Regions from separate parts of the Homo sapiens genome. Here region 1 is linked to region 2. Evidence: chromatin loops called from intact Hi-C (ENCODE). Cell type or tissue: ascending aorta. All regions are shown on one strand. Links, peaks and the distances in the headings refer to the core of each region. The heading gives the core; the rest is flanking DNA. Region 1 overlaps TLN2 (talin 2). Region 2 overlaps TLN2 (talin 2).

What was found. A loop is a pair of places that touch in the nucleus more often than their neighbours do. Peaks named below come from ENCODE experiments on the same cell type or tissue, not always from the same donor. Only the 100,000 strongest peaks of a DNase experiment are listed, where the experiment ranks them.
Region 1: it touches region 2 in a loop (7-fold over the local background); 1 of 110 quality-filtered maps calls a loop at or near these places.

Annotation. Positions count from the first base shown.
Region 1 is chr15:62,586,470-62,598,429 of GRCh38, forward strand. It overlaps TLN2 (talin 2), which reads left to right. Exons shown (of 59, transcript NM_015059.3): 2 at 3,218-3,293. Among named protein-coding and RNA genes, the nearest start is that of MGC15885, 53 kb to the right of the region's middle. In ascending aorta, for the core only: no CTCF peak of the experiment used is centred there; a DNase peak (open chromatin) is centred at 6,794; H3K4me3 peaks cover 748 bases; H3K27ac peaks cover 2,057 bases.
Region 2 is chr15:62,464,521-62,476,480 of GRCh38, forward strand. All of the region lies in intron 1 of TLN2 (talin 2), which reads left to right. Among named protein-coding and RNA genes, the nearest start is that of TLN2, 80 kb to the left of the region's middle. RefSeq lists an enhancer at 130-661. In ascending aorta, for the core only: no CTCF peak of the experiment used is centred there; DNase peaks (open chromatin) are centred at 5,111, 5,521 and 5,911; H3K4me3 peaks cover 1,326 bases; H3K27ac peaks cover 2,500 bases.

The DNA.
Region 1 (11,960 bases), core at 5,657-8,156, 120 kb after region 2:
AAGTTTATAATTATGCCGTTATGAAGATACATGTATTACATGGGACTCCTAAACTTTTACAAATAAAGCAAAATGAGAACAATAAATTTGTTTGCTAGAGATAAAGTTAACGTTATGGGCCCATTATGGGGATACATTTCTGTATTTTATAATCTCCATAGAAAACATTATTTCATATATAAATATAACCCAATAAAAATAAATCTGTGAAGTGGTTACACATGTTATAATGGAAAGTATTTTAACCACAAGAAATGGCCCATCTGTACAATTATGTCTCCTTTGTTTTTATTCTTCTTCAGAAAATCTCTTCATCAATTCCCTTGTTAGTCAGGAATGAATCTACCTGTCTCTTGAAATAGATTTTTGCCTATTTTCATAGCGGCTTTGAGCTTCTTCAGTTACTTTAGCTGTAGTACATAAACATTAGTTGAAATTGTGTGGTAAATCTTCATTCTTATGACTACAGGATTATTGTGTTTTCAAATGGTATGGGATGATTGAGAAGATAGATGGAAAAGAGAAAGATAGATGGGATTCCATTGGTCACAGTAACACACTCACTCTAGCCAGCATAAGTGAAAAGGGAGACTTATAAGAAGGTTATAGAGTATCTTAGGGACCCAAAGGCAGGGGTGACATGACCCTCGGAAATGAATGGCAGCTGATTTGAGGAAGGTAACTCCCTACTCAGTGTTCACTAAGAGCACATGTGTGCACGAATGTCAGTAAAGTCAGGGAGGAAAAATTGTGACAGAGAAGGAGAGTGGACATTGATATCGTGTATTCCTTAACTTCAACACGAGATTTTAAAAGTTAAGTAGCTCCATTGTATTCTTTAGAAAAATAATGATTGCTCATTTTATGAAATTTAAACAGTATAAGAAGTAAAAATCATCTAACATTTTGATAACCAGAATCATAACTATTTTGATAAACATCCTTCTAGACATCTCTCTGGACATCCAAGAATACACACACACAAATGAATCATACTGCATATGGTCATTTACCTATTTTATTCACTCAGAAGTATATAATGGATATCTTTTCATATCAATAAATATAGACCTCCAACATTGTTTTCAATGTCTATGTGGTTTACTCAACATGTCTCATATCTGTGGGCCTTTAGGGGCATTTATCCTCCTCCTTTCATAATTATAAACAATGCCATGTGTATCCATCTCCCTGCTTCCATAATTATCTACCTTGAGTGAATTCTTAGAAGTAGGATTGCTGAATCAAAGGGCATGCCATCTTATATGCTGACATAATCTCCCAGGTGGCTACAGAATGACGTTTCCAATTTATATTCCGTTCATGAAAGTGCCTATAACATTGGTTATTTATTGTCAGTCTTTGTCATCTTTACCAATCTGATAGGTACAAATAAGGTCTCCACTTTCTAAAATTACTTTTTTTTTTGGAGACGGAGTCTCACTCTGCAGTCCAGGCTGGAGTGTAGTGGCGTGATCTCGGCTCACTGCAAGCTCCGCCTCCCGGGTTCACACTATTCTCCTGCCTCAGCCCCCACAGTAGCTGGGACTACAGGCGCCCACCACCACCCCTGGCTAATTTTTCGTATTTTTAGTAGAGACAGGGTTTCACCGTGTTAGCCAGGATGGTCTCGATATCCTGACCTCGTGATCTGCCCGCCTTCGCCTCCCAAAGTGCTGGGATTACAGGCGTGAGCCACCGCACCCGGCCTAAAATTACATATTTTTATTGTTAGTATAGTTGCTATCTTTTCATATGTTTCTTGCTGTTATATTTTTTAAGACATGAAAAATTTGTTAATTTGCTTTATCCATTTTGAAGGGAATATTAATTTTCTTGTTTATTTTTAAGACTGTTTTAGTCTGTTTTTGTTACTATAAAGAAATAAGGGCGCAGCGGCTCACACGTGTAATCCCAGCACTTTGGGAGAACCAGGTGGATGGATCACCTGAGGTCAGGAGTTCGAGACCAGCCTGGCCAACGTAGTAAAACCCCGTCTCTACTAAAAATACAAAAATTAGCTGGGTGTGGTGATGGGCACCTTCCTAGCTACACAGGAGGCTGAAGCAGGAGAGTTGCTTGGACCCGGAAGGCGGAGATAACAGTGAGCCGAGATGGCACCATTGCACTCCAGCCTGGGCAACAAGAGTGAGACTCCATCTTAAAAAAAAATACATATATATATACATTTTTTTCATATATATATATATATATATATATATATATATATATATATATGAAATATACATATGAAGGCCTTTTTAAGAATGACACCAAAATATGCAACTATAAAGGACTGAGACATGTAGCTAGTAACAATTTTTTTAATCTAAAATTTTTGAATGGCAAAAATAGAGCAGAAATTTTAAAAACAATGATACTTTTGTCAAAAAATAAAATAACAAACTAGCAAATGAGTACTGGTACTCATTTGCTTTTATTTTGAGTTTATTCTTCCATAAGTAGGGAGAGAGAGATGTAGAGTTTTCTTTCCTAAATGCTAAACAACACCATTTGTTAACTAGTCTGTCATACCCACCCAGATTTGATTGCACGTACTTGGGACTGTTTCATATGAATCCTGTATCTGGATGTTTATTCTGTTTCGTAGATAACGTGTGTGTGTTCTCACACAGGCGCCTGTTCCTTTACTGTGGCTAGGCCATTTTGTTGATTTCTACAATTGATTATAGTGCTTCTCTGCTTCAAATTGGGTTTCCATGGAGCAAGTTCCCAGTGCCTTAGAGAACCAGGAGCCACATGGGAACAGCAAAATCAAGAAGGGACCACTTCACAGATGTGTTAGAGGAGCTAAATAGGAAAAAAAGAAGACAAGAGCACCTCATGTAAACTAATTTTAAAAAGAAGCAGAGTGCAATGCCTGAGATTTTTGTTTTCGACATTGAGGGAGGTGGATGTCTGTATTTGGTTTTTGTTTAAATTCAAAGCCATTAAAGCATTCCTACCACAAGGAAGAAGAAAATGTGTTTTGTCTCTCTGCCAGCAGTAACATAATTTTGGTCTTCAAAATAAGTGTCTTGGGACCTGAATTCCCTGTGGGTAAAGAAAATTCCCAGCCCATGTGTTGTGGCAGAAATTCATTGTTTCCTGAGTTATTTCCTTTCATGCTTAGTGTGGGGGAAATGACCAAATGTATAGATTGAGATTCTTTTTCAAAAACATTACTTGATTCTGATGATTGTTATTATGATTTTAGGTGCTGCAGGAGGCTTCTCACATGCTTTGGGATATCTTCAGGGAAATACGCTCTTAATAGAAACTGAGAATTTAAGGTAAGTCCTTTCGCAAAGATACTTTGTTCTTATCAATTGGCCAATCCCCTGCATTGGTATAGTTTTGTAAAGTGTTAAAACTGCTGTCTGTTATGCTGTCTCGTTTCATCTTCACTGTGGTTTTGCGAGGCAGGTGTGAAGAGTGCCCGGTCCTAATATTCCCATTCCTGTCTGATTTTTCCTCCTGGTAGCTTGGTGAGGTGATGGTAGGGGCCCAGAGGAGGAGCTGAGTAGCTGGGTTTTTGTTTTTGTTTTTGTTTTTGTTTTAATCATATTGGACCTTATAGTGTGAATTCTCATTCACTCACACTGGTTTGCTTCATAAATCTTTTCTTAGTGTGACGTGAGGGGGTAAGTGCTGGGTAAGGAATTAATGTAGAAACTTCTAGTGGTCTTTTTTTTAATTTTTATTTTAAGTTCAGGGTACATGGGCAGGTTTGTTTCGTAGGTAAACGTGTCATGGGAGTTCATTGTACAGATTATTTCATCACCCAGGTATTAAGTCTAGTGTCCATTAGTTATTTTTCCTGATCCTCTCCCTCTTCCCAACCTCCATGCCCCAGTAGGCCCCAGTGTGTGTTGTTCTCCTCTCTTCCCCATTGTTTCCGTGTGTTCTCATCATTTAGCTCACATTTATAAGTGAGAATATGTGGTATTTGGTTTTCTGTTCCTGTATTAGTTTACTGAGAATAATGGCCTCCAGCCCCATCCATCTTCCTGCAAAGAACATGATCTTGTTCTTTTTTATGGCTGCATCGTATCCCACGGTGTATATGTACCACATTTTCTTTATCTAGTCTGTCATTGATATCTCCAGTAGTCTTTGAACTGAAACTGGTTGGTGGTTGCTGGAGCCCTCCATGGTTGGGAAACAATTGTTCTAGCATGAGATAAAGTAAACTTTGGTTGTAGATTATTGTTTTCCAGTTTTGGTTGTCCTGGGGGGGTTGTGTGATCCCAAGTAGTGTGTACGAAGCATCCTGGGCAGAGACACAGGGTTCTTCTGCCGGTCTTAGTTGATGCTCTTACTCGGTAGCTGTATCATGGCACACCCAGATGTATCAGTTCTGTTCCTGACCAGCTGCAGAACTTGGGACAGGTTAGTTAATCTTTGTTTCCTTCTCTTCTTTGGAAATTATGTAGATTGGTCTAACCTGGTCATGCCTCTACTTTAAAATTTTGTGGAATAGGAAAAAAAAAGTCAGGACCTATTTCTATTTTTTTTTTTTGGCTGTATATAAAGAAAGTTGATGATTAAAGCTGGATAGGTGAATGAGGGTTCACTATATATTTACATACTGTTCTTTGTATTTTGTGTGTGGAATTTTTAATAATCAAAGGTTTATTTTCACAAAATAACTACCATCTACTAATATAATTTTGCCAAAGAGAAAATAATACTAAAAGAATAGGATTATTCCTAAATTTGTCTTTAGATTGTATGTATTTAGCATTATGAAAATGCTGTTTATTTCCTATGTCTTCCTCATTTCTCTGTAGTCCAGTGACTAGCAGCCATAGACTAACCAAAATTGGTCTGAGAACTGGTGTTTGGGAAATACTGGGACACATGACTGCTGAGGGCTCTTCTGCCTCTAAGACTGTATCATTCCTCTGAAGCAGGAAAGAAAGGTACTTTACCTGTACATTGCCTGTTTCCAGAAAATGCTGTGACATCTGGCATGGTCAAACTAGAGAGGTCAGAGGGCCATACAGAAGGGATTCTATTGGGAACCTTGAGTAAAAATGGCCCATTTGTGCGAACATCCAGTTTAGCTTTGAGTCACACCATGGTCAAGGTAAAGACAAAACTTGACAGTTTTAAGTAACCTGATGGAAGTGTACAGACTCCTTCCTTCCCACCATTGTGGGGCAGCCTCTGGCCAGATGTGATCTGACAGATAAGTATCTGACTGGCATGTGGGGATGCTGAGAGCCAGGGGTGAGGCGGGTAGAATACTGGACTCCAAGGAGACCAGTGCATACCTTGGGTGTGAGGAGCTCCAGGCTGGGTGTGGAGGTCGAGGGCACAGCTCAGAGTTCCGAGCTGATGGCAATGGGATCAGGTGTGCTCAGGATGGAGAAGAGCTTTCCTGACCAGAGGACCGTCTGAGAATCCAGGGGTGGATATTGTCCTTTGAGGACCCCCAGAGGGTGCTGAGTGGTCCAATCTGGCTAAAAGACCTGGGGCACAGTGGCCGGGAAACACATCAGATCTATGCCGTTACCAAGACTTCAGATCTGAAAGGAGTGTTCTGGGTGGATTCTTAAGCCGTTATCTGTGGGAAATGGAAAACTGTGCTTTCTGTTTACTTCCCCTTGGGGTATGGGGATGTGTATAAGGAGGAGGGTGGGAGGAAGACAGAGGGAATAAAGGACTGAATTATTTAGCACAGTAAAATGATGTGGGGAAGAGCAGCAATACCTGTTCCAAGAAGCCTGCACAATCCTAGCTGCTTCTGAGAGTCCTGAGAAGTTATGTGTACTCTGCGTTGATTGGAATATGGTGATTCAGTCCTTTGGAATTGTCCCTTAGTGATTTCTGGCTTTCATTTGTCTTAACATTCTGATTTTCTGGGAAACCCAAATGAAATTTGACAGACTTACCTAGTTGTTTTCTGTTGTGTCAACTCTCGGTTTGCTGCCTAATTGGTATGCTTCACATGGGTTTCCTCTACCCAGGAATGTTTATTCTCTTCCCTTTTTAGGAAAAAGCTGTATTGAACAACAACAGAAACATTTGTTTTAAATGTATAGTAATATGAGAGATTACCTGAAGTCCTAACATGTCTGAAAGTATATAAAGTCTGAATAAATGCTAGGAGGAGCTTTTATTTTGACATAAACCAGAGGAAGGAGAATTGCTTTAAGTGATGTGGACCAGTCCAAAGTCTGAATAAAAGTTAATGAATGAACAATGTAACCAATCAATCATGCTCTTGAGTCTTTCACAAGGCTAAGACATTCTGGATGAGATCTTGTAGGGATGAGCAGTTGAGAATTTGAGACGGCCACGCTTTGCAGGAATAAACATGATGCTTTAAAGAGTTACATGCATTCATGGATGTGTGTGCATGTGAGAAAAGGGTGATTGATAGATGGGGTGGGGGAATGATAAATGATTTGTTTGGCATTTTATGTAATGACTTGTGATATATTCTGGATTTGAGATTAAATGCAATATTCTGACCTTATCTCTGTGTTCCCTGAAAGCTTGTAAGAAAAATATTTTAAAATCTATTTTCAATGAAAAATATTGTTTTTGGCTCTCAGGGAATTTTTAGTTCCCACTGCTATTTAGGGAGAATTGTTGAATCTGTGAAATTCAAAGGAGGATCTTTGCAGCTCTTTGTCATTCTGTACCAGTCATTTAAGGGCTATGACGTCAGTGAAGAGAAGTTGTTCCATGCTTCCTTCATTAAAAATGTAACCTGTTATGCACTTTTGTCTTCCTGCCACCCTCCATTAGCTGATTCTTTGGATTATGCTTCTTGATGACTGTAGGCATCATTTGGTCTCCCACCTGCAGGCTCCCTGAGTGACTGAGAGTTCTTCTTAGCACTGTCAATCAAGATTCCTGGACCTAGGCTGCGCTCCTCACTCTGCTGTTTGTGCTTAGTAAATGTTTCAGAACAACAATAACAATTTCCAGGCTATTTTTCATAATTAAACTTACTAAACCATGGTATAATAGGGTATGCTGTTTCCATGCATTTTTTGGCTAATTATGTTCATCAGTTAATTTCTTTCCACATTAAGAAGCCCCCCTGGAGAACTCAAGATCTGAGACTTTTCTATGTAAGAATTGATTGGATTTCATGGACTCGATGACTCTAGAATACATTTATCTGCAATTGAGTATTTTTCTATAGAACTTGAACCTTTGAAAACAATCACTTTTCTTTTTTAGCTGCGAAATTCCATACTGGGAAGATCTAAAATGGCCATTAAAGCCATTCTATTCTGTTTACAACAAATCAGAATTGGACAGCTTTCCAAATCCATAAAATAACTAGTGTACTACTTATAGAGTGTAAACATGACTTTACCAAGATTAAAATAAACACATGTAAGGCCAGCTGCAGTGCTGTCAACACACCACTATAAAGCCTGATAAACGTTGAGGAAAATCCTGCTGCTGTGATGTAAACAATGATCTTATGGAGGATCTTTTATTTAAAAAATTTAATCAAAATATTGCATGCAAATGGATAAAAATAAGAAACATCTGTATGAAACCACAAAAGACCCTGAATAGCCAAAGCAATCTAGAGCAAAAAGAACAAAGCTGGAGGCATTATACTACCTTACCTCAAAATATGCTACAAAGTGATAGTAATCGAAACAGCATGGGTACTGGTATAAAAACAGACACATAGACCAGTGGAACAGAATAGAGAGCCCAGAAATAAATCCACACAGTTACGGTCAATTGATTTTTATTGTTGTTATTTGTTTGTTTTGGAGACAGGATCTCTCTCTGACACCCAGGCTGGAGTGCTGTGGTGAGTCCTGACTCACTGCAGCCTTGACCTCCTAGGCACAAGTGATCCTTTCACTGCAGCCTCCTGAGTAGCTAGTACTACAGGCATGTGCCACCACGCCCAGCTAATTTTTAATTTTTTTGGAGAGAGAGGGTCTCCCTATGTTGCCCAGGCTGGTTTCAAACTCCTAGGCTCAAGTGATCCTCCCACCTCAGCCTCTCAAAGTGCTGGGATTACAGACGTAGCCACCATGCCCATCTCACCCACCTCAATTGATTTTTGACAAAGGTACCAAGAACACACAATGGGGAAAGGGCAGTCTCTTCAATAAATAGTGTTGGGACAACTGGATATCCACATGCAGAAAAATGAAATTAGACCATATCTCACATTATATACAAAAATCAACTGAAAATGGGTGAAAGACATCTATGTAAGACCTGAAACAGTAAAACTGTTAAAAGAAAACATAAGGGAAAAGCTCTGTGACATTGGTCTGGGCAAGGATGTTTTTGGATATAAACACAAAAGTGCAGGCAATGAAAACAGAAATAGACAAATGGGATTACATTAAACTAAAGCTTCTGCAAAGCTTAGGAAACAAGAGTGAGGAGACAGCCTGCAGAATGGGAGAAAATGTTTGTAAATCATGCATCTGATAAGGGGTTACTATGCAAAATATATGAAGAACTCAAACAATAGTAAGAAAACAACCCTATTAAAAATGAGCAAAGAATCTGAATAGACATTTCTCAAAAGAAGATACACAAATGGCCAACAAGTATATGAAAAAATACTCAACATCACTAATCATCAGGGAAATGAAAATTAAAACCACAATGAGATAGTACCTCACACTTGTTAGGATGGCTATCATCAAAACAATGAAAGATGGGCTGGGTGCGGTGGCTCACGCCTGTATCCCAGCACTTTGGGAGGCTGAGGTGGGGGATCACTTGAGGTCAGGAATTTGAGACCAGCCTGGCCACATGGTGAAACCCCGTCTCTACTGAAAATACAAAAATTAACCAGACGTGGTGGTGGGCGCCTGTAATCCCAGCTACTTGGGAGGCTGAGGCAGGAGAATCGCTTGAACCTGGGAGGTAGAGGTTGCAGTGAGCTGAGATCGTGCCATTGCACTCCAGCCTGGGTGCAGACTCCGTCTCAAAAAAAAAAAAAAAAAAAGGATGAAAGATAACAAGTGTTGGTGAGGATGTGGAGAAAAGGGAATGCTTGTACATCACTGGAAAGAATGTAAGTTAATATGGTCATAATGGAAAACAGATTAGAGACTCCTCAAAAAATTAAAAATAGAACTTCTATATGATCCCTTAATCCAACATGTCGAAGAGATGTCTGCACTCCTATGTTCATTGCAGCACTGTTCACAGTAGCTGGGATATGGAATCAACATAAGTGTCCATCATTGGATGAATAGATAAAGAAAATGTGGTATACATACACAGTGAAATACTATTCAGCCTTCAAGGAAATTGTCATTTGTAGCAACATGGATGAACCTGGAGAGCATTACATTAAGTGAAATAAGGTAGGCATAGAAAGACAAATACCCGTGTTCTTAATTACATGTGGAATCTAAAAAATTTGAACTCAGAAAAGTAGAAAGAGGTGGTTACCAGTGCTGGGGAGATGTTGTTCAAAGGATACAAAATTTCAGTTAGATATAAAGAATAAGTTCAAGAGCTCTGTTGCACAGCATGGTGACTACAGTTAATAATGTATTCTTGGCCAGGCGCGGTGGCTCACGCCTGTAATCTCAGCACTTTGGGAGGCCGAGGCAGGTGGATCACGAGGTCAGGAGATCGAGACCATGGTGAAACCCCGTCTCTGCTAAAAAAATACAAAAAATTAGCCGGGCGCAGTGGCAGGCGCCTGTAGTCCCAGCTACTCTGGAGGCTGAGGCAGGAGAATGGCGTGAACCCAGGAGGCGGAGCTTGCAGTGAGCCGAGATTGCGCCACTGCACTCCAGCCTGGGCGACAGAGCAAGACTCCATCTCAAAAAAAAAAAAAAAAGGTATTCTTGAAAATTGCTCAGAGTAGATTTTAAGCATTCTTATCACAAAAAAAATACGTTAACATATGTTAACTAGCTTGATTTAGTCATTCTATGATATACATATTTAAAAATGACACATTATAGCATGTTCTATAACTTTTATTTGTTAATATATTTTAAAATTTTAATTACAAAGCTGGGTGCAGTGGCTCATGACTAATCTCAGCACTTTGGGAGGCCAAAGTGAGTGGATCACCTGAGGTCAGGAGTTCGAGACCAGCCTGGCCAACATGGCAAAACCCCGTCTCTACTAAAAATACCAAAACTAGCCAGGCATGATGGTGCGTGCCTGCAGTTCCAGCTACTCTGGAGGCTGAGGCACGCGAATGGCTTGAACTTGGGAGGTAGAGGTTGCAGTGAGCTGAGATCATGCCACTGCACTCCAGCAGCCTGGGCAACAGAGCAAGACTCTGTCTCAAAAAAAAAAAAAAATAATAATAACTATGAATTTTAAGTCAAAGTATTGCATGCAAATGGCTAAAAGTAGGAAACATTACAGAAAAGCTTATAGTGAAAAGCAACAGCATCTTGCCTTCCTTCACTTATTTCTACTTCTTAGAGCAACTACTTTTTTTCCTGTAGATTGTTTTTGCTTCTTTTACGGGGGCTTCCACACGTAAAAACATGGTGCTTGCAACTCAGCTCCTCACTTTGTCAATCTTAAAGGCTGTTTCATGGTAGCTTGTTGGGATGGCAGATCACGCTGTTAGTTCTCTCTAACCATCCCCATCTCCCTGCCTCCCTAAAGCTGATTCTTGCTTTCAGTCCTGCTGTTCCCCTTTGCACCCTCAGATGACACAGGCAGCCAGCCTTTTTCTTTTTCTGTCTCCTAGATACACTATTTGTTGTCTCCCACCAACATGCTCCCAGTCCAACCCCTCAATTTCAGGCAGCTGTACCTTTAATTTTATATTCTGTTCTTCAATCTCACTCAGTAAAGGCTTCCATGATTTTATCTCTAGATTCTGAATGTTAAAAACCAGTAAGTGGTATTTCCTCTATTATGATTAAGTAGATGCTGTTCCCATCGGAACCTAGTTGTAGAGTGGGATTCTAATCCTCAGAGCCTGAAGTCCTCACCCTTTTGCCCCTCAGTGGAGTATGTTTAAATGGATTCCCCTTTTATACTGCAGCAGCTATCTTGAAGCTAGCCTCCAGTTCTTCTGGGTTCTCAGTCACCCCATCGCCTCTCTCAGGAGCCCGCTTTGTTTCTGGAGGTCTTGCTCTCACAGCCCGCCCTCCTTGGTCAGGACAGGTTGATCTCTAGGTACACTGCACAGGGCTCAGCAAATGCCAGTGGCCAAGGAAAGCTCGTGATTACTACAGCTTGAGCATTCCTTATCCAGACTGCTTGGGTCCAGAAGTGCTTCAGATTTCATTTTTTTTTCCAGATTTTTGGAATATTTACATATACATAATGAGATGTCTTTGGGATGGGACCCAAGTCTATACATGAAGTTTATTTATGTTTTACATATACCTGATACACATAGTCTGAAGGTAATTTTATACATCATTTAAAATAATTTTGTGCGTGAAACAAAGTTTTACTGTATGTTGACTGTGACATGTCACATGAGTTCAGGTGTGGAATTTTCCACTTGTGGTGTCTTGGCAACACTCAGAAAGTTTCAGACTTTGGAACATTTCAGGTTTCAGATTTTCAGATTAGGTATGCTCAACCTGTATTGGAGAATCACCCCAGGCTGTCGTGTGTTGGATGGGGCAGTGGCCTGATCTATAAAATTTGCCATCATTTATTGAGGACTTGATGTCTTAGGCACCTACATCCTTGAAGCCTGGTGTCTCTTGAAATTCTCACACAAGCCTTGTAGAACAGATGTTATCACTGACATTTCACACACAAAGAAGTTAGACCCTGGGTGGGTGACTTCTGAGACCTTTCCTGTAGTGGGAAGTGCTTCTTGGATCCTGGGGCAGGCTGAGAGCGTGGTGGTCGGCTGTGTTTTATAGGTGGGAAAAGACTTCTCTGTCTCTGCCACGTCTTGGACACGTTCTTCCACAGATCTCTGTCTTTACCCCAGAAAATCGCTGCTTCTCTAGCAGAGTCAGCTCTGCCTCGTTCCCAGCCTTGTCCTTGTCGTG
Region 2 (11,960 bases), core at 4,909-7,408:
ATATATCAAACCTGCAGATTGTGCACATGTACCCTAGAACTTAAAGTATATTTAAAAAAAAAAAAGTTAATCTGACACCTGACTTGTGAGAGGTAATTAGCCAGAAGTGTTCTTCAGTCTACTAGGGTACCCAAATACTTTTTTTGCAATTAAATAATTGCAAAAAATTTTGGTGTTGTTGGGTGATGGATCACTTTTATTCTTGTTCATGTTAGCAGCCAGCTATCGGGCATTCTTGAAGTGCTCATTTTAAATGCAAATTCTTTGCACAATTAGGAGGAAAATGAAATTGTTCTGGCTCCTAGCACTCACTCTGCATTTTTGCCATTCCTTCTGATGGCTGAGGGGAGGGCTCATGACTAAATCACTCAGCATCTTGATGATGATTTCGGATTTGTACTTGCTGAGAGGAAACTTTGCCCCGGGATGTTAACCCTCTGTTGCCCATGGGCACTATGGGGGTGCATGTGTGATTACTCAGAGTTTTCAGTAGTCTTTTTTCCCCCCTTAAATGATCTTTAGATTTCCTCTCTCATTTGCTCTAATGGATAATGCATGTACTTGGGAAACTTGTGGTGAGCGCGTTTTTTTTTTTTTTTTTTTTTTTGGTTTTTGTTTTTAAGGCAAATGAAATATGCTAAGCCCTTTAGTTCTTCTACTTGGCAGCAGCAGTATGTGCTGTTTCCTTTTAGCCTTGGAAGATTCCTCTGGTTCTCTCTCTTTGCTGGGAGTTATCGCTTACTTTCCCGTTGGCCTAGCCCCCCTATCCCAGCTTGCCACCTGGAGAATCCGTGGCTTGGTGTGTGATAATGGGATTCCTGTGCGGTGCGGCTGGGGAAGTGGTTCTGTCTCCGACTCTTTCAGAGAACGAGTGTGATGATAATTGTATGGAGGCAGTGAAAACCGTAATCCTCTCCCCTAGTCAGGCCAGTTATATTCCTTTTCCTGAACGTGAACATTTTACATGTAAAACAGTCCCTGTGTTCTGTCGTTCTCGAAACTATCGGGTTATGTGTGGAGGGGTTTAGCCTCTCAGCTAAGTTGTTGTCTTCCATGGAGCTGTGTAAACAGCTGGAGCCAATGGAGAAGGTTTTGGGAATGGCAAGGTGGTAGCACATTTTCTCTATCCATGAAACAATGGCTTTAATACTAAGTCTGTCCCCTAAGATGGGGTAGTGAGCTGATTTTATGGTTGCAAAGTATTATGAAAATGGAAAATTCTTACATGTACATTGAATGCAGTTGCAGCTGTGCTGTTTTTAAATTTTATTGTAAAGCATTTTTTTTTCTCTTCTGTTTATGCATTTCTGCAGAGCAGAACATAGAATTGGAAATGAAGCTTCCATGTCTGTCCTTAGTTTGTTGGCTGAATAGAATCATAGGTTTTAGGATTGGAAGGAGTTTGTAGAGTCCAGGAACTCCTTGTGTCTCATTCCTGTGGAGTAGGAGGTCGCGAGGGACTGGCGTGGTGGCTGGTGATAAGGAGAAAGCAGTTGCTTTTAGCATTGCTCCCTTTTCCAGAGGAAATATGATGGGGCTTTGAGAGAACTGGTGGGAAATGCCCCCTGATCAGGGGAGGTATGATGAGAGGCAGCGGCTGCCAGCCTGGAGAGCAGCCGTACTTTAAGCCCTGAATAATTAATGGTTGAACTCAGTCTAGGGGTTGCAAAACCTCCGAAACAGGCCAACCTCTCTGTTTAGTGACAATGAACCAGAGACCCAGGAAGGTCCGGTGGTATGTCTGGACCGAGGAGCCTATCAGAGAACGAACTAGGACTCGTGACTTTGTTCTAGTCTTCTTCCTGCTTCCTACATTTTAGGCTTTCTCAGTCCTCAGCACTGTTGCCGTTTGGGGCTGGATGATTCTTTGTTGTGCGGGGCTGGCCTGTGCATCGTAGGGTGTTCAGCAGCATCCCTGGCCTCTCTACCCAGTAGGTGCCACTAGCATCCCCACCCCCTTTCAGGTGTGACAGCCAAAAACGTCTCCAGACATTGCCAAATGTTCCCTGTGGGGTGAAATTGCTCCTTGTTGAGAACCGTTGCTTTAGAGGACTTATGATGCCCCTGGGAATTTGTAAACACAGCTTTTATATTAGCATGATCCCTTTTCTCCTTTTGCTTTGGAATATAAAATGCACAGCTGAGATATTTAGTATTTACTGTAGCCCTTCCAGTAGGTAACACTGGCTGAAAGCCTGTTGATAGGAAAGTGGTCAACACAGTTCTGTATTAAACCGCCTTGTGTTTGGGTTGACAGTTTTCCCCTAAGGAGATTTGATTTTGGTTTTATTTTCAGATTTGGGATGCTGATGACACTGACTCTGACCTTGTCTCCACTAAGCAGCTTGTACTTTTAATTTTTGCAAATGGCTGTGAATGGGGACAAACTGCCCAGTGGGTGGGGAAGTTGTCAAAATATTCCAAAAGCCAATGAGATTTCAGCATTCTGAAAGCCAGTGAAGAATTAGCCCTCCGTTTTGTGAGCCTTGCCTCAAGCTTGGGGGAGGACACTCACCAAACTAAACCTCCCTCGATATAGAGATGTGTGGGCAGATTTTAAAGTTGACCATTGCCTTATGAGTTACGGAATGGCTGTGGGTGCCTGTGAACTGGATGGATGTAAAGTGGCAAAGAGCCCCATACCAGGAGGCCGGAGTCCTGGGTTCTGTGCCTTGGCCTGCCTCCAAGTCTTTTGGTCAGGTCACCAAACATAATTGAGCAGTAGGTTATTGTCTGTAGGAGAAGGAGAGAGACAAAATTTTTGCTTCCCAGATAGGGGTGAAGTGCTAAGTGGTGAGCCTGGATTTGTGAAACCACAGGATAAACCTAAGATATCTTATTGGAGCCTTAATTTTACTCAGGTAATATGGAAGACAAGAGATTATTTTAAGGCCGGCTGTGGTGGCTCACGCCTGTAATCCCAGCACTTTGGGAGGTCGAGGTGGGTGGATCACCTGAGGTCAGGAGTTCGAGACCAGCCCGGCCAACATGGCAAAACCTCGTCTCTACTAAAAATACGAAATTAGCCGTGCATGGTGGTGCACGCCTGTAATCCCAGCTACTCGAGAGACTGAGGCAGGAGAATCGCCAAGAGGTAGAGGTTGCGGTGAGCTGAGATTGCGCCATTGCACTCCAGCCTGGGTGACAGAGTGAGACTCTGTCTCAAAAAAAAAATTAGTGTGAAAAAAAGCATGCACATATTGAATAATTGCAAAATTTGCATGACATGAATTTAAGCTAGAACACAGAACTTCATAAAGGAAGGAAACCTCAGACTTGCTGTGAATGGCTTCCCTAGTGTCAGGTGGCCCACCCCTTTAGTCCTTTGTGGAGTTTTGGCCAGATAATTTTATAATCCCTGCGGGGCCAGATCTCCAAAGTTCCTTCTGCATCTAAAATTTCTGGTTGGAGCAGAAAAGACACATCCTTGGCATAGTCTTGGGTAAGTTCACACACTTATCACCAGGCAGAGCCTTAGAAAGAATAAACAACAATAATAAAGGTTGTCTAGCTTTTAATAATCCAGACCCTTAAGTTTTCCTTCCATCCTTTTGGTGTAAATTGGAAAGCTGTTGCGAAGGCTTAAATAAATTTAATTTATTAAATAAATTTTTAAATTTAATTTATTAAATAAATTTCCAAAATAAATTTTGGAGCAGGCCTCATTTTGGTGTGGGACCCTCAGAGCTTAAGCATTGCCACCTAAGAGTTGACCTAAACTAGGAAATGAGCCAGAGGGTATAGCATGCTGATTTAAACTTCTTTGAAATGCCTGCAACAGAATGATGACAAGGGTGTTGGCTGTGGGGTCCATGTGAAAGTTAAATTACTGACATCCCCTGCACAGCTGGGATTTACTAAGCTGGGGAAAGTTAAGATGTTAAGACACTCCAGCCAGTCAGTTTTCATTTCTGAAATTATTTAATGTTACAAAGGAGTTGTCGGCTGGGTGTGGTGGCTGATGCCTGTAATCCCAGCACTTTGGGAGGCCAAGGCAGGCGGATCACAGGGTCAGGAGATTGAGACCATCCTGGCCAACAAGGTGAAACCCTGTCTGTACTAAAAATACAAAAAATTAGCCGGGTGTGGTGGCGGGCGCCTGTAGTCCCAGCTACTTTGGAGGCTGAGGCAGGAGAATGGCGTGAACCCGGGAGGCGGAGCTTGCAGTGAGCTGAGATTGCACCACTGCACTCCAGCCTGGGCGACAGAGCTAGACTCTGTCTCAAAAAAAAAATAAAAATAAAAAAAATACAAAAATAAAAAAAAAAATACAAAGGAGTTGTCTTTTGATGTTGATGTTCATGACAATTCTTTAGAAATGAATGTCAAAGGCTTCAGACAGGGATGCTCATTTCCATGCTGTTTTCTTGAGAGAGATAAGGCCAGGGCCTGGCAGGTGAGCAGAAGAACACCTACGAATACAGCAATTGCCCAGAAAACGGCTGCTGTAACCATTTGTCAACAATTTACCCTATGTGAGATGACTTTTCTATATGATGTAATAAAGATAATTTACAATGTTTTCGTGAAGGCAGGAGTAGGTGGTAGAGGGGGTTTTTCTTTGTCTTTTCTTGGCGTGTAATTGAAACAGAGCTTGGACTAAATGAGAAACATTTGTGTTGGAAAAAAGATTCCAGAAGCTTCTTGACTAGAGTCAAAAATTGCTTCCTTGTTTTATTGTGAGCATGTAAGCAGACTTCTCATCTAAGACAAGTGTTAAGAACATTGCCATTTCTGTCTGTTCATGAGCAGATGCATTTTCTGACCTAGGGAACTGTCTACATTGTAGACCAGATAGCACACACAGTGAATCAGAAGACAAAGTGTGTGAGTTGATCTGTCTCAAAAGAAATACATGGCTTTTGTGTGGATTTATAAATTCAGTCCCTTTCACAATGCTGCTTACCCAAAAGCTGTTCTTTATAAAGAAAAGTGTGCCCGTGCATTTTGAAGTCCCAAGCTTTTTTAAATTGGCCCCAGAGGAATGCTGGAGTTTGCAGAGGAAGACTAGTTGTTCTGCCATTGGGAAATAGGGCCTGAATGGATGGAGCAATGTGACTGAATACTTTGTGTTGGTGGAGTGTGCAAAGAAAAACTCTCCTCTTGTTCAGGCTGCTTGTGTGCTTGGCTTGATTCTGGAGTTGGCACTCTTGAGAGCCACCCACAAGCACCCTTAAAGCACTAACACACAGGCAATTCCTAAGTGGATGCCTAATGAAGGAAATATTTTAATCCCTTTGCTCTTACTGGCTCTCTTCTAGCTAAAGTCTGGTAGTTTAAAAAAGCAAAAGCCAAATTAAGAATACAGAACCCACTCCTCAATATGTCACCTTCTTCAAAAGTAAAACATCCCGGTGGATTTTGCCATCTTTCCTGAGCTCAAAATGGGCATGGCTCTTGCGTGTGGGTGTGTGTTTGTGTGGGGGTGTGTGTGTGAGAGAGAGAGCGAGAGAGAGAGCGCATGCACATGTAAGTCCAGCATTCTTCGTGATTGACTCAAAACAATAGCTTTATAGGGAAACCATTGCTAAGAGCTCAGGAAAAGTAAAGGCCTGCCAATTCCAGAAGGACAAAGGGTTTCAGCAACTAACATGGGAACAAAATGATCTCATGCCCCTTTCCCACTGAGACTGCACATAAGTGGGATCCTTCCCAAATTCTGAGGGCTCACTTATAGACACAGTCAGTGTTTCCAACCTATGGGACCCATTCGGGAGGATGGCCAAACCAGGAAACAGATTCCAGAGGTAGCTCTTTGATGTTTAACCCAGACAGTCAACCGACCCGGGCTCCTCAGCCAAGGAGGGGCTGAAACTCTTCAGTGAGGAAAACGAGACCCTGGCTTATGCTCAGGCATTAGTCACTACATCCAATGGCGAGTTCCCTTAAGTCAAAGGCCTGGGCCAGGGCTGACAGTGGACCTTTGATAACAGCTCTGCATCTCTGGGGTGCTAGGCTGCCAAACTTGAATTCCTAGTGATTCACACTAGCTGGCCCTTCACAGGCCTCAGAGAGCACGGGCAGGAAGAGGCCACAGGCTCCAGGCCTCCTGATGCCCCTGCCCCCAGCAGCCCTAAGAGTGGCCTGGAGCAGGTGCTGGGCAGGTGAGAATGGTATGCAGTTCTCAAGTGGCAGGTGAGATCCGCATGCAGGAGCTCTGGGACAGCCCCCAGCCACTGCCTTTGTTACCCACCGAGCCAGTGCAGGCACTGTGCTGGGAGAGAAAGGTGGGGGCATCTTTGAAGGTCTAAAAGTTTGGTGACACTTCCCTGCAGACAATAGTAGTTGTACTTTCAGTATCCTTGGAGAGAGAACATATCAAGACAAAAAGGCTATCGAGGCAATTCATATTTCATTAGTCATAGTAGGCCTTATGTACATTTTAAACGTAGCAAAATATAATTCTGGGACATTGCTAATTTGTTCTATAGACAATACTTGACATATATATGAAGAAGCTCTTGAATATCTGACACAACATGATAAAACTCCTCTGTTTTGCTCCAAACTGGGGTTAGGGTGGGGGTAAAAACAAACACAAGGCTGGGCATGTGTGGCTTACACCTGTAATCCCAGCACTTTGGGAGGCTGAAGCAGGAGGATGGCTTGAGCCCAGAAGTTCCAGAAGAGCCTGAGCAACATGGTGAAACTCTGCCTCTACAAAAAATTAGCTGGGCATGATGGCGTGTGCCTGTAGTCCCAGCTACTCGGGGGACTGAGAGGTGGGAGGATCACTTGAGCCCAGGAGGTCGAGGTCGAGGCTGCAGTGAGCCGAGATCATGCTGCTGCACTCCAGCCTGGGCAACAGAACGTGATCCTTCCTCAAAACAAAACACAAAATTGTTGCCATACTTAGGGGCAGTGCTGTTTGTAAGAAGCTTTAGGTCATATATGAAGATAAGAGTATGTTTTTGAAATAAGCTATAACCTGCGTCACCTCCTGAGTTTGGGTGTGCTCCAGTGTGCTACCCCAGCCGCACCCTGTATGTGCCTTTCCTGCATCTTTGCATGGCCCTTACAGGGAAGTCCCCTCCACTGGCCCCTTCATACTGCTCTAGGATTTTCTGTTCCCTTGTCTCTGTCAAACAAGAGTTCCCTGAGGGCAAGAACTACCCTTTTCTGCTGACACCCCAGCCCCTTATCTGGGGCCTGGCACCCAAGAGTCATGCTATGGAGGATCTGGAGGTAACTGAGATGAAAGATAAGAGTTGGTTTGGGGAAGGGTGAGGTTGGCCCTTTCACATTCGGGTTTGAAAACTCAGGACTGTAATAAAGACACAAGACAAATTCAGTAGTCTTCCCAAAGGCTGCAGGCAGGTGCACAGCCCAGCCTCCCTCATCAGTCAGTCAGATGGCAGCAGGAGGATGGGGGGCAGAGGCAGAGGGATTCCTTCTTTCTTGCGCCTTTCTGCCCAGCTCGCAGTGGTGCATTTCCTGCCTCCTTTCTTCCTTCTCCCCTGCGCTTGACATTCTCCACTGCATTCAGAATAAAGTTCCAATATCTTACCTTGGGATAGGAGGCCCGTCAGACTTAGATGCTCACCTGATTTCCCCTGATTCAGCTCCTGTTCCCACCTTTCCCATGCACCCACCCCCATGAGTCAGTCCCAAGGACTGATGTCTGGGAATCTCCTCACCCCACCACCTCCTGCATTGTATTCACCCACTTTGGGGTCTGTGTGCAAGTCATTTTTTCCAGGACCCCTCCCCACACCACCTATCTGATAGATCTCTTTCTTCCCCCAAACCCAGATCACATGCTCCCAGCCTTCGAGATGACTCCTTATATCTTCCTCATCTTTGTCCCATGGGGAGAACCCTCATGCCAGAGGGCTCCTTCTGTGTGCCTTTCACCCACGCTAGTGTGAGTTCCTGATAGGCAGGGATGCGGCTCCCTTCGCCTCTGGACCCTAGACAGCATCTGGCACGAAGCTTAGCAAACAGTGAGGACTCAAGTAGGCACTTCTCCCGTGCTTCAGCCCTGCACTGAGTATGGGGTGTGGGCCATCCAAAACTGGGTTCAAATGTTGCTTGATGTCATGGTGTCAATTTTTGGCTATTGTAACTAAAACATAAAAATGACAGCTTTGTTTACTAGTGAGATTTACCAAAAAAAAGTTTTTTTGGATGACATACTCTTGTTCAAATGATTAGGAAAGGAGTGTGCCTTCCTTATTTGGTCAAAATAGTAGTGGTGAGTGTGGGAAGGGTTAGGAATTGAGACACACTGATCATGCCCCTATAGCCTTTACCTATTTCTCCGACCGACGGATGACTTGAGCATTCGTTGAATGAGCAGAATTCCCCTGAGGAAGGTAAACTGACTGTGAGTGAGGTGCTTGGAGGAGGAGAGGCAAGGAAGCCAGGCCTCTGTGTGCAGCTGAGGAAGGGGGTGGCCCAGGGTTCCTCCTAAGTCTGTGGCCATGTCTGGTTCTTTGCTCCTTTCTTAGCTGTCAAAGGTGCCTTAATGAGACTGTTCCTGGTCACAGAATGTGCCACAGGAAATAGGCCTGCAGGGTGTGTAAGAGGAAAGACCAGTGGGTTTGCAGAAACCTGACACTGGCTTTTCCCAGACTGGGAGGCAGCCTCAGAGGTCAGCGTGGCATTAGCCCAGAGCACAGGACTGTCCCAGGGCGTAGACTTTTAAAAATGAAAGTGTATTTATAGATGGTGGCCCTGGGGACAGAACTTTCAACTGTTCCTTGTCAGGCCCCACCCCTTCACAGCACTGGGCTCACTTCAGTTTTATTGGTGTGTCTTAAAATGGGATTGGGAATAACACTGAGAATAATGCTTGGAGGTCCCTGTCACTAACACAAAACTGTCTTTTTTTTTTTTTAAGTGCTCGATTTCCATATACATACAGAAGAGTATGCAAAATGTAGGTGTAATTTAAAGAGTAACATGAACATCTGCGGAGCCAACAACCAGGTTACAAATACCTTAGAAGTCCTTCCCATCTCAACTTTTAACTGATCTTTGCTTTTCGTAGTTGCACTACCTATGTATGTGTTCCTAAACAATGTATGCTTTTGCTTATTATTCTTATTTTGAAAAATTGAGTACGGAGCACAAACCTGTGTTTGTAAGGGAAGGTTCCTACTGAAAACTATTAAGTGAAGAATCCTAGCAGAAGCAGAGGGCTTCAATAGTTGTGTGAGCTCAAAGGTCATACTTCTCTTTCATCAGTGCTACAAGAAGCCGGTTTCCTCACTGGATCCTGCTCTTCCTGTGCATCCCTTTGTAATTAGGGTTGCCATTCACAACTGCATTTACAAAGGAGTTGTACAGGGCCGGGCATGGTGGCTCACGCCTGTAATCCCAGCACTTTGGGAGGCCGAGGCAGGTGGATCACCTGAGGTCAGGAGTTCGAGACCAGCCTGGCCAAAGTGGTGAAAGCCTGTTTTTACTAAAAATACAAAAATTAGCCAGGTGTGGTGGCATGCATCTGTAACCCCAGCTACTTGGGAGGCTGAGGCAGAAAAATCGCTTGAACCCCGGAGGCGGAAGTTGCAGTGAGCCCAGACATGTGCCTTTGAGCTCCAACCTGGGTAACGAGCGAAAGTCTGTACTAAAAACAAAACAAAACAGAACAAACAAAGGAATTGTACAGCATTCAGAGAGACTTATAAAAGAGGATTCCTTTTAACATGTTAATTTAGCAGGGGTCCTAAACCTGAGGTTCAGAAAAGAAATTTCAGAGGGCTCATGAATCCTTGAAACTGAAGGCATAATTGTCTCTATGTTCTCCTTTTTGAGTGAAAGCATCTATCATTCTCAGAGGAATTTGTCATCCCTTCTCCACCCCTTTTTCACTCAGTAAGAATAAGGGATAATATGGGCCAGTCTTGGTGGCACATGCCTATAATCCCAGTGCTTTGGGAGGCTGAGGTGAGAGGATTGCTTGAGCCTGGGGGTTTGAGACCAACATAGTCAGACCCTGTCTCTACAAAAAATAAAATAATAAAATAATTAGCCAGGTGTGGCAGTGCATGCCTGTAGTCCTAGCTACTCGGGAGGCTGAGATGGGAGGATCACTTGAGCCAGGAGTTTGAGGCCGCAGTGAGCTATGATTGCACCATTGTCCTCCAGCCAGGACGGGAGAGTGAGACCCTGTCTCAAAAAAGAATAAGGAATAATGTGGAGGTTATGGTAGTGTTTTGTTTTTTAAATGGACCCTGAGGCTGTTGACGATTCCTTGAAATATGTTTGGTTTGCTTGTGTCTGAGTCGTCATTGGCTTCTCACGTTTGAGAGTGAAAGGAAAATGAGCTGTAGGTTAGACTCCGGGCTGTCCCAGGTGGAATCCTTGACGATGCTGTGGGTGGCCTTGCAGCCTTTGACTGTTCTCTGAAATCTGCATCTCACTCTCTTGACCCAGAGTAACTAGAATGCTAATGGAAAAAAAAAAAGTGGGACTGGTTGCTGCAGTTTCAAAACAAATGACCTCACTGCCTGAGTTCTACGCTATGCAAAAGAAACCCTAATTTTTGCCTTATAAATAATAATGGACCTTTGGGGAAATAGAGCCAAATACCCATTTAGTGAGGGTGGGGTATTTGGCTCTGTCTCCCTGAAGAATCGTTTAACGATTTGTCATTGCTGAAGCTTACTCCCTAGAAACAGAATGCAACCACTGTGACACCAACTTAGTAATTATTTCCTAAGAGATATGGTAATTTAAATTTATAATGACTTTCATTTCTTCAAGTTAAGAAAATAAACTTTGTATAAGCCGACTTAATGGGGACATTAATTTTCAGTTCTGTTCCAAAAGTGTAACAGAATTTTGGAATTTTCTAGCTGAAGGACACCTGAGTTTTATCACGCTCCTCGTTTTATAGATGAGTTGACTGAAGATCTGCAAAGTTAGGTGTGATCTGCTCGAGGTTGCATTGATGTGTCAGGGCTAACCGAAGCTAGAATGCAGGGGAAAGAGGCAACTATTTGGATGATTATATTTGAATTAATAACCCACCAACCTTTAAAATGCATGATTTTTTGTGGTCTCCAAGCATTTCCTGGGATGGTTCTGGTCTTGGGTGGGTAAACCTGATGTATGGAACAAGAGCTTTTCTTCTTGTTCTTATTCTTTATATCTCATAAATTCAGATTTTTGAAAAAAGTTTTTCAGTTTCCCTCTACAATTTTTAGATTTTCTTCCCCTGCTCAAATGTGAACAGTTCTTTCTTGAACTTTGTTTTTGACGAAAACCAGGAGTTTCAGTTTGGCTGGTGCAAGTCATTTGGGATTAAGGAGAGAGAACTGGGGGCATGGTTAAGATCTGGAACTGCAGGCTGCTTTGTCTCTTCAGTTAGGAGTCAGACAGAGTAAGAATAACATTTGTTTAGAAACAGAGTTTTATTAGAGTGGTAATTTACAGGTAAAATGTAAGCTTTATAGACTTGATTCTGCAATTCTATTCCTGGCCTTGCTGTTCCTCGCTGCTGATTTAGGGCAAGGCCTATCTTCTGAGTCTTGGCTTTTCTCATCTGTGAAAAGAGGGGCTTAGGCCTGAGTATTTCCAAGGACCCTTGGCAGCCATATGACTGGACTCCACGGTGGGATATTTGCAGAGAGGCTTCTCTGGAGCTGCTGCTTGTGGGCTGGCACCAAAACTGGAGGCAGAGGGTGCCAGCTGTGTTGCTGCACAGAGCCTCAGGAGCATGAACCCTGTGTGGCATTTTTCCCTCCTCCTGCTTTGTCACCTGAACCCCAGCAGTGTTGTTCAGTGCCGGGAGGATGTCGCTCACCCGCTGACACGGCTACCTGCACTGACACATGTCATTTGTGTCTTCTCTGCCAGTGCGCTGCTGCAGGGTGACATCTGGACTGGCCTCCTTGTCCCTCGGATGCTCGGCTGCCCAGAAGTTTCTGGATCAACTTGTTGAAGACCATGAGTAATCTTCATTTCTACTTCGCAAGCAGCTCTAGACCTGTGGCATCTCCAGCCAGGTCTGG